Linked DNA regions of Homo sapiens: region 1 is linked to region 2. Evidence: chromatin loops called from intact Hi-C (ENCODE). Cell type or tissue: heart left ventricle. All regions are shown on one strand. Links, peaks and the distances in the headings refer to the core of each region. The heading gives the core; the rest is flanking DNA. Region 1 overlaps SOX6 (SRY-box transcription factor 6). Region 2 has its middle 210 kb from the start of INSC.

Evidence for each region. Hi-C counts contacts between places; a loop is a spot of excess contacts. Peaks named below come from ENCODE experiments on the same cell type or tissue, not always from the same donor. Only the 100,000 strongest peaks of a DNase experiment are listed, where the experiment ranks them.
Region 1: it touches region 2 in a loop (3-fold over the local background); 4 of 110 quality-filtered maps call a loop at or near these places.

What each region holds. Positions count from the first base shown.
Region 1 is chr11:15,971,311-15,974,231 of GRCh38, reverse strand. It overlaps SOX6 (SRY-box transcription factor 6), which reads left to right. Exons shown (of 16, transcript NM_001367873.1): 16 at 1,120-2,921. The coding sequence ends at 1,423. Among named protein-coding and RNA genes, the nearest start is that of MIR6073, 3.2 kb to the right of the region's middle. RefSeq lists a silencer at 1-163. In heart left ventricle, for the core only: no CTCF peak of the experiment used is centred there; a DNase peak (open chromatin) is centred at 1,241.
Region 2 is chr11:15,326,457-15,329,377 of GRCh38, reverse strand. No RefSeq gene overlaps it. Among named protein-coding and RNA genes, the nearest start is that of INSC, 210 kb to the right of the region's middle. In heart left ventricle, for the core only: a CTCF peak has its summit at 1,490; a DNase peak (open chromatin) is centred at 1,457.

The DNA.
Region 1 (2,921 bases), core at 291-2,790, 640 kb before region 2:
ATTGACCTGAAGTCATGAGTACAAAAAGTGGAAGGACCTTCCAGAACTTCCCTGACCCCGGCTTGTATAAATATGTAGAAACAAAGGCTCCAAAAGGATAGTTACAATGACAACTTGAAACAAATTCAACTATAATTTACTATCCATTAAAGATTGAGAAACTCTTGGTGAATATTGCATATATGAAAATAATATTTTCGCCATAGTCTCTGAGTTAGGTAGATGTTTCATTCCTGTGTACCAGTTATAATGCCTTAAGTGAAGTTAAGAGACAGTAATCATGTCTCCCTGCAGAGGAAGAGATTGACCTCCACAAAGGATCTGTTAAGTTTGTTTAAACTAGGGTAACATTATGGAGGAATGAACTGGTGTCCAGGCCTTGCCACCCTCTGGGATCTAGGGTGAGGCAGCGTATCTGGTGTCTACTCTGCAACTCTACTCTGTTGAGTTGCAGAGGTCTCACTGCTCTTTACTCCCAACTCTCTTAATCCCAACCCCAGTTCCAGCCCAGGGTCTCAGCAGTAATGACATCCAAGATGATCCTTCCACAGGGATTATTCCTAACAAGTTCAGCCATGGAAATATGTAGACATTTACATGAATAACAAATAAATGCTTTGCTGAATCTCACTCTTTGGGACATGCTAGGTCCCTTCTCATCTTGATTTATACATTTCTCAAACCAAGGTGAAGACACAAACCTGCTTAATAGTGTCATTATAATATGTTTCATGCCACTAGTCTAATTTTCAAAATGTGCTGGGAGATCTTCAAAAATTATTTCACATGTAACATTGTGGAATTCACTACATCATTTGTTCCTAATGCCAGGTGTTATCCAAACTTTGCCATATTTACCAAGTTAAAAGAACCCTGCCTTTATGTTGCAAAGTCATCAGTAAATTGCTCCATCATATTGTTTAACCCCTAACATAGCATCAAGGAGATTTGCAGTACTCCTCCAGGGAACACCTTTGTCACATTTTATTTGCTTAGAATGTTATTTAACATTTATTTAGGGCTCCCTTTTGAAAGTGTAGGGTGTGAATTCCAATGCTGTACATAGCACATATATAGATATTTCTCCCTTGTCTGATTTTGTTTCTTGAATCTATATAGGCAACAGCCTCAGATTCCAATCACCACAGGAACAGGTGTTGTGTATCCTGGTGCTATCACTATGGCAACTACCACACCATCGCCTCAGATGACATCTGACTGCTCTAGCACCTCGGCCAGCCCGGAGCCCAGCCTCCCGGTCATCCAGAGCACTTATGGTATGAAGACAGATGGCGGAAGCCTAGCTGGAAATGAAATGATCAATGGAGAGGATGAAATGGAAATGTATGATGACTATGAAGATGACCCCAAATCAGACTATAGCAGTGAAAATGAAGCCCCGGAGGCTGTCAGTGCCAACTGAGGAGTTTTTGTTTGCTGAATTAAAGTACTCTGACATTTCACCCCCCTCCCCAACAAAGAGTTATTAAAGAGCCCGCATGCATTTGTGGCTCCACAATTACATCAGCAGAATGGTCTTAATTGTTTCGTAAAGTGTGAGACAGATTAAGTTTTCCCTGATTTTTCATGAACTTGAGTTTTTTGTTGTTATTGTTATTGTTGTTGTTGTTGTTTTTTTAATTTAGGTGAAGACATATTAAATATGAGACACCAGGACTTGAAACTTATCTCAACCCGTAGATGTCTTACAAGTCTTATATTTTTGTCTTACTTTTTTTTTCTTTTGGATGTTGATAAAGGTTTAAGTTACTGTTTTAGATGGGGTTAAACATTCTCACTCAGGTATGCTGTGCCGGCCTACAGGTTGTGAATGTGTTTTTATTCTGAATTATTTTAGAAAACAACTGAGGATTTCATATTGTGAAACAGAACAAGTCCACGGCGTGTGCAGCTGCATGTAGAGCATATTCAAAAGGCCTCGGAATTCCAATTTTCCATTTGTAGAGTTAAACTTTGAATGTGCCAAACTTTTTCGTAACTTTTGAATCTTAATATTTTGAAAGTCTTAAAGGAGACACTGCAAAGTCTTAGACAATCTTTGGCATCTTAAAATAAAATAGCAAACCAACATTTTTTTTTCCAGAAAATGGTAAGGTACTCAGGAATCTGGAGACAAGATATTGTAAGGAATGAACAAGGTTGCCACAGTGCATGGACCCAATTGTGTTTGCCTGTTGACGTGCCATCAGTGCGTGATGTGGTATGACATACACACACCAGAGCAACCGCCACACCAGATATCGACAGAGTGGTCTTCTCTGCCTGAGACCACCTCTCACTACATCCATTATCCCTTTGCCTTTAACCCTGACATTCAGTCTTAACACATTTTATCTTAAATAATTTATTCATTCCAGAATGTCAAGGGTCCACTTGCTATTTATTTTTTTTCAATTGTTGGTGGCATTAATTTAATAATTCTTGTTTTTCACCTTCCTTCCCCGAAGAACTTTTCCGTCCTTTTCACCTCCTTCTCCTGTGTACATAGTGATTTTATGTCCCCAGAACGCCTGGAAGCATTTCTGAAACCAAGATATTATTAAAAACCTATTATTGTTTTTAATCATGAGTATGTATCTGGCTGCAGGGCTGTGTATTGGGATATAGGTATATAGTCTTACACTTAAACAGGTATGCCCCTGAGGTTCACTGTGACCTCAAGTCTTTTGCCAGAATTTTCCCCTAATTCAGTTCACAAGTGGTAGGGTCTGCATCAGTGGCATTTCCCCCTGAATTCCATTCAGCAGCAAGGTTCAACAGTGGTGACTGCCAGGCAGGAGAGTCCTGCGGCCAAACCTGAAGCCCAAGGCTCGTGGGCCATGCAGGAATCTCAGTGAAGCTGTCATGGGCTGGCACCTTTACACTGAGTTGCCTTGTCCCAGCTGGCACATCTAGGGAGT
Region 2 (2,921 bases), core at 123-2,622:
CTTGGATTTTAGCATCATACCCGCTATTTGCTAGCTGTTACTTTGAATCATATATAATACACCAACTCCTTGGATCTCAGTTTTCTCATTCATAATATGGGAGCATCCTCTCTCCCATTTGGGGCAGGGTTGTTGTAAGATTTAAAGTGTAACAGTAACAACATGTATTGAGACATTAGTGTTAGGCACTTTATGTGTGTTAATTCATTTAAGCCTATCAACAACTCTCCCTGGTAGGCACACATGACATCTCTGACTTTAAAATGTGGAATCAGAGAGGTTAGGAATTTGGCTGTAGGTCACAGAGCTAGACAGTGAGGGAGGCAGACTTCAAGCCCAGGTAGTCTGACTCCAGAACTAAAGAACCCAGCCCAGTCCTTAGAGCAGAGTAAACGCAAACAAATGGTGGGGCTCACCATCATTTTTACCAGCTGCATACCAGTTGCATGCCTAAATCTCTGTGACCATCATCAGGCCTTGGGTATAGCTCAAGGTCCTTATTAAAGGGATGGAGACATCATTGAGTTCCTTGAAAAGGCAGAGTTGAGGCCTGGTGCCCCTGAGGCCTGATCCCCTGGTTACTGAGGAGGCAGGTAGAGCCCCTCCCCAAAGGTAAGATGGAAGCAATGACAGCAGGAAAAGAACACAGGGTAGAAGACAGGAGATCTGGACTCTACTCCCAGGCTGTCACCTGCCTGCTATCCTCGAGGTTCTGCCTAGGGGATGACAGGGCCTGTCTGGGCTGGCTTTGGGATCAAGATGTGAGGAGTGAAGTGCAAGAGGGAGAAGCCAAGAAGCGCCCACTGAATGCAGGTGAGACTAAGTAATGGGTCCTCAGCCCCATCTTGCGGGGCTTGCTTCCTGGAGGTCACCCATCATATTCAGGTGGTCCAGCTCCTTGTCCTGAGGAAGCCACAAGGCTCAAACACTCAAACCTTGGTAGGCAGCGTCAGGGAGCCAGAGCTCTGGCCCAGCCCAGCAAGGGTCTATGGCATACCTGGTTAGAGCCCCCATCCAGCCTCGGTTTATCCCATGAGTAAAATGAGGGGGGTTGACTAAACAAATTTTAGTGCCTCTAACATCTTGAAAATTCCACGTCCCCAAGCCTAACTTCATCCACAGCCATATACAATATCCTTAGGGCAGAGCAATTTCATTTACGTCAAATGATTTCCCTGCACATAAATAGGAGTGAAACAAAGGCCTCCTTTCTCTGAATCGTTAGTGCTCATGCAGACACACACACACTCACACACATGCTCGTACACCCTCATAATGCTTCTACAGCCCACCCCCACCCAGTCATGCACAAAGGCACACACACACTGGCACACAGAGGCACAAACACCTGGACTCTCTAGGCTGCTCCTTCCCCCACCCCCACTCCTGCTCATTCCCCACCCCAACCCTCTTCCAACACCCTTGCTGGGAAGCAAAGAGGCCTTGCCTGCCACTGTGAGTTACCTAACCTGATGGGCTGGTGCCACCCCATGGTCAGGATCAGAAGTGCATCCTTGTTTCCAAGACCCAAAACGGATTGGGAAGGGTCCCAGGCCATTTGGTCCATCCCCCTTCTCCCTCTAAGAAGGCTGTATCCCAAGATGCCCTACACAGATTAGGTTGTCTAGGGTCTTTAAAGCCTTTCAAACAAGGGTTCCTCACATGATGCCCCTAGTTCTTTCCAAAGGTCAGAGAATTGCCACTGATACTCTGGACACCCTTGAGCTAGAGCTGAAAAATATTGGGTGCAAACTGTGTGCTCACATCATTCTAGACGCTTTAGCTGCAATATCTTTTTAATCTTCGTAACTGCTCTTTTCAGGGCACATATTGTCTTCATTTTAAAAAGCTACAGTCAAGAAGAAATGGCACTAAGATATGACCCCAGCTCTGTCTGACTCCAAAGTCAGTGTTCTTTTCAGTAGCCACTTGGCCATCCTGGACTTCAGCTTCGTCATTTGTACATGATTAGTTCCAATCATTCAATTTTTCATTCATTCCTTCAATGAGCATGTATTGATGCCAATCATTCAATCATTTATTCCTTCAGTGAGGTTTGATTGAGCACCTATTATGAACCAGTATCTTGTTAGGGGCTGAGAATTCAGCAAGCACCAAGGTGTGGCCCTTGCCTTAAGGAGCACCCCGTCTTCTAGAATCAGTGACCACTCATGTCCTCCTAGGTCCCTGATTCTATGACTTTTCTTTGCCAAGTAGGACAAAGGCCCTGAGGAGAGGCCAGGGCAAGAAAAGTGAACAAGTTCTAGTCCAGAGTGATAAGGCTCTCAGCCCACAGAGGAGAAGAGCAGTCATGTCCTTACCCAAGTGTCCCCTGGTCCACACCCTGCTAGTCTGGGATTGCCTCAAGCCTGCCCAGGGCTTAGACCCACTTGAGATGGAAGGGGAAGAAACTGTGGTTATCTGGCTTCTGAGCAGTTGTTTCTGGGGGTACTCCAGCCAGGTTAGAGCCAGAAGCAGGGAAGCATGTCAGAAGCTGGAAGATGAAGTGATGGAACGAAGCTGTAAAAATTGTGTTTCTTACTACTGCTCATGATTCTGACATTCACAGCCCCTGTTTCCTGATTCCAACCTGTGTTCCTAGTCATCTGTCTCTCCAACTGTTTCCTCACTGATTCACACTGCCCTGTGCTCACTTTCTATGTCCAAACACCCCAATGTTTGCCAGCTCCTAACCATCACTCTTTCTCTTAATAATTAATGGACAAAGAGATAGAAGAATGGAATCCTGGAATGGCAAGCACTGAAAGAAATCACCTAGTCCAAACCTTGTGGATGAGGAAAATAGGCCCAGAGAGGGATAGGGACTTGTCCATGGTCACACAGCCAGTGCGTAGTATAGTATAGTATAGTATAGTATAGTATAGTATAGTATAGTATAGTATAGTATAGCCAATAGTACA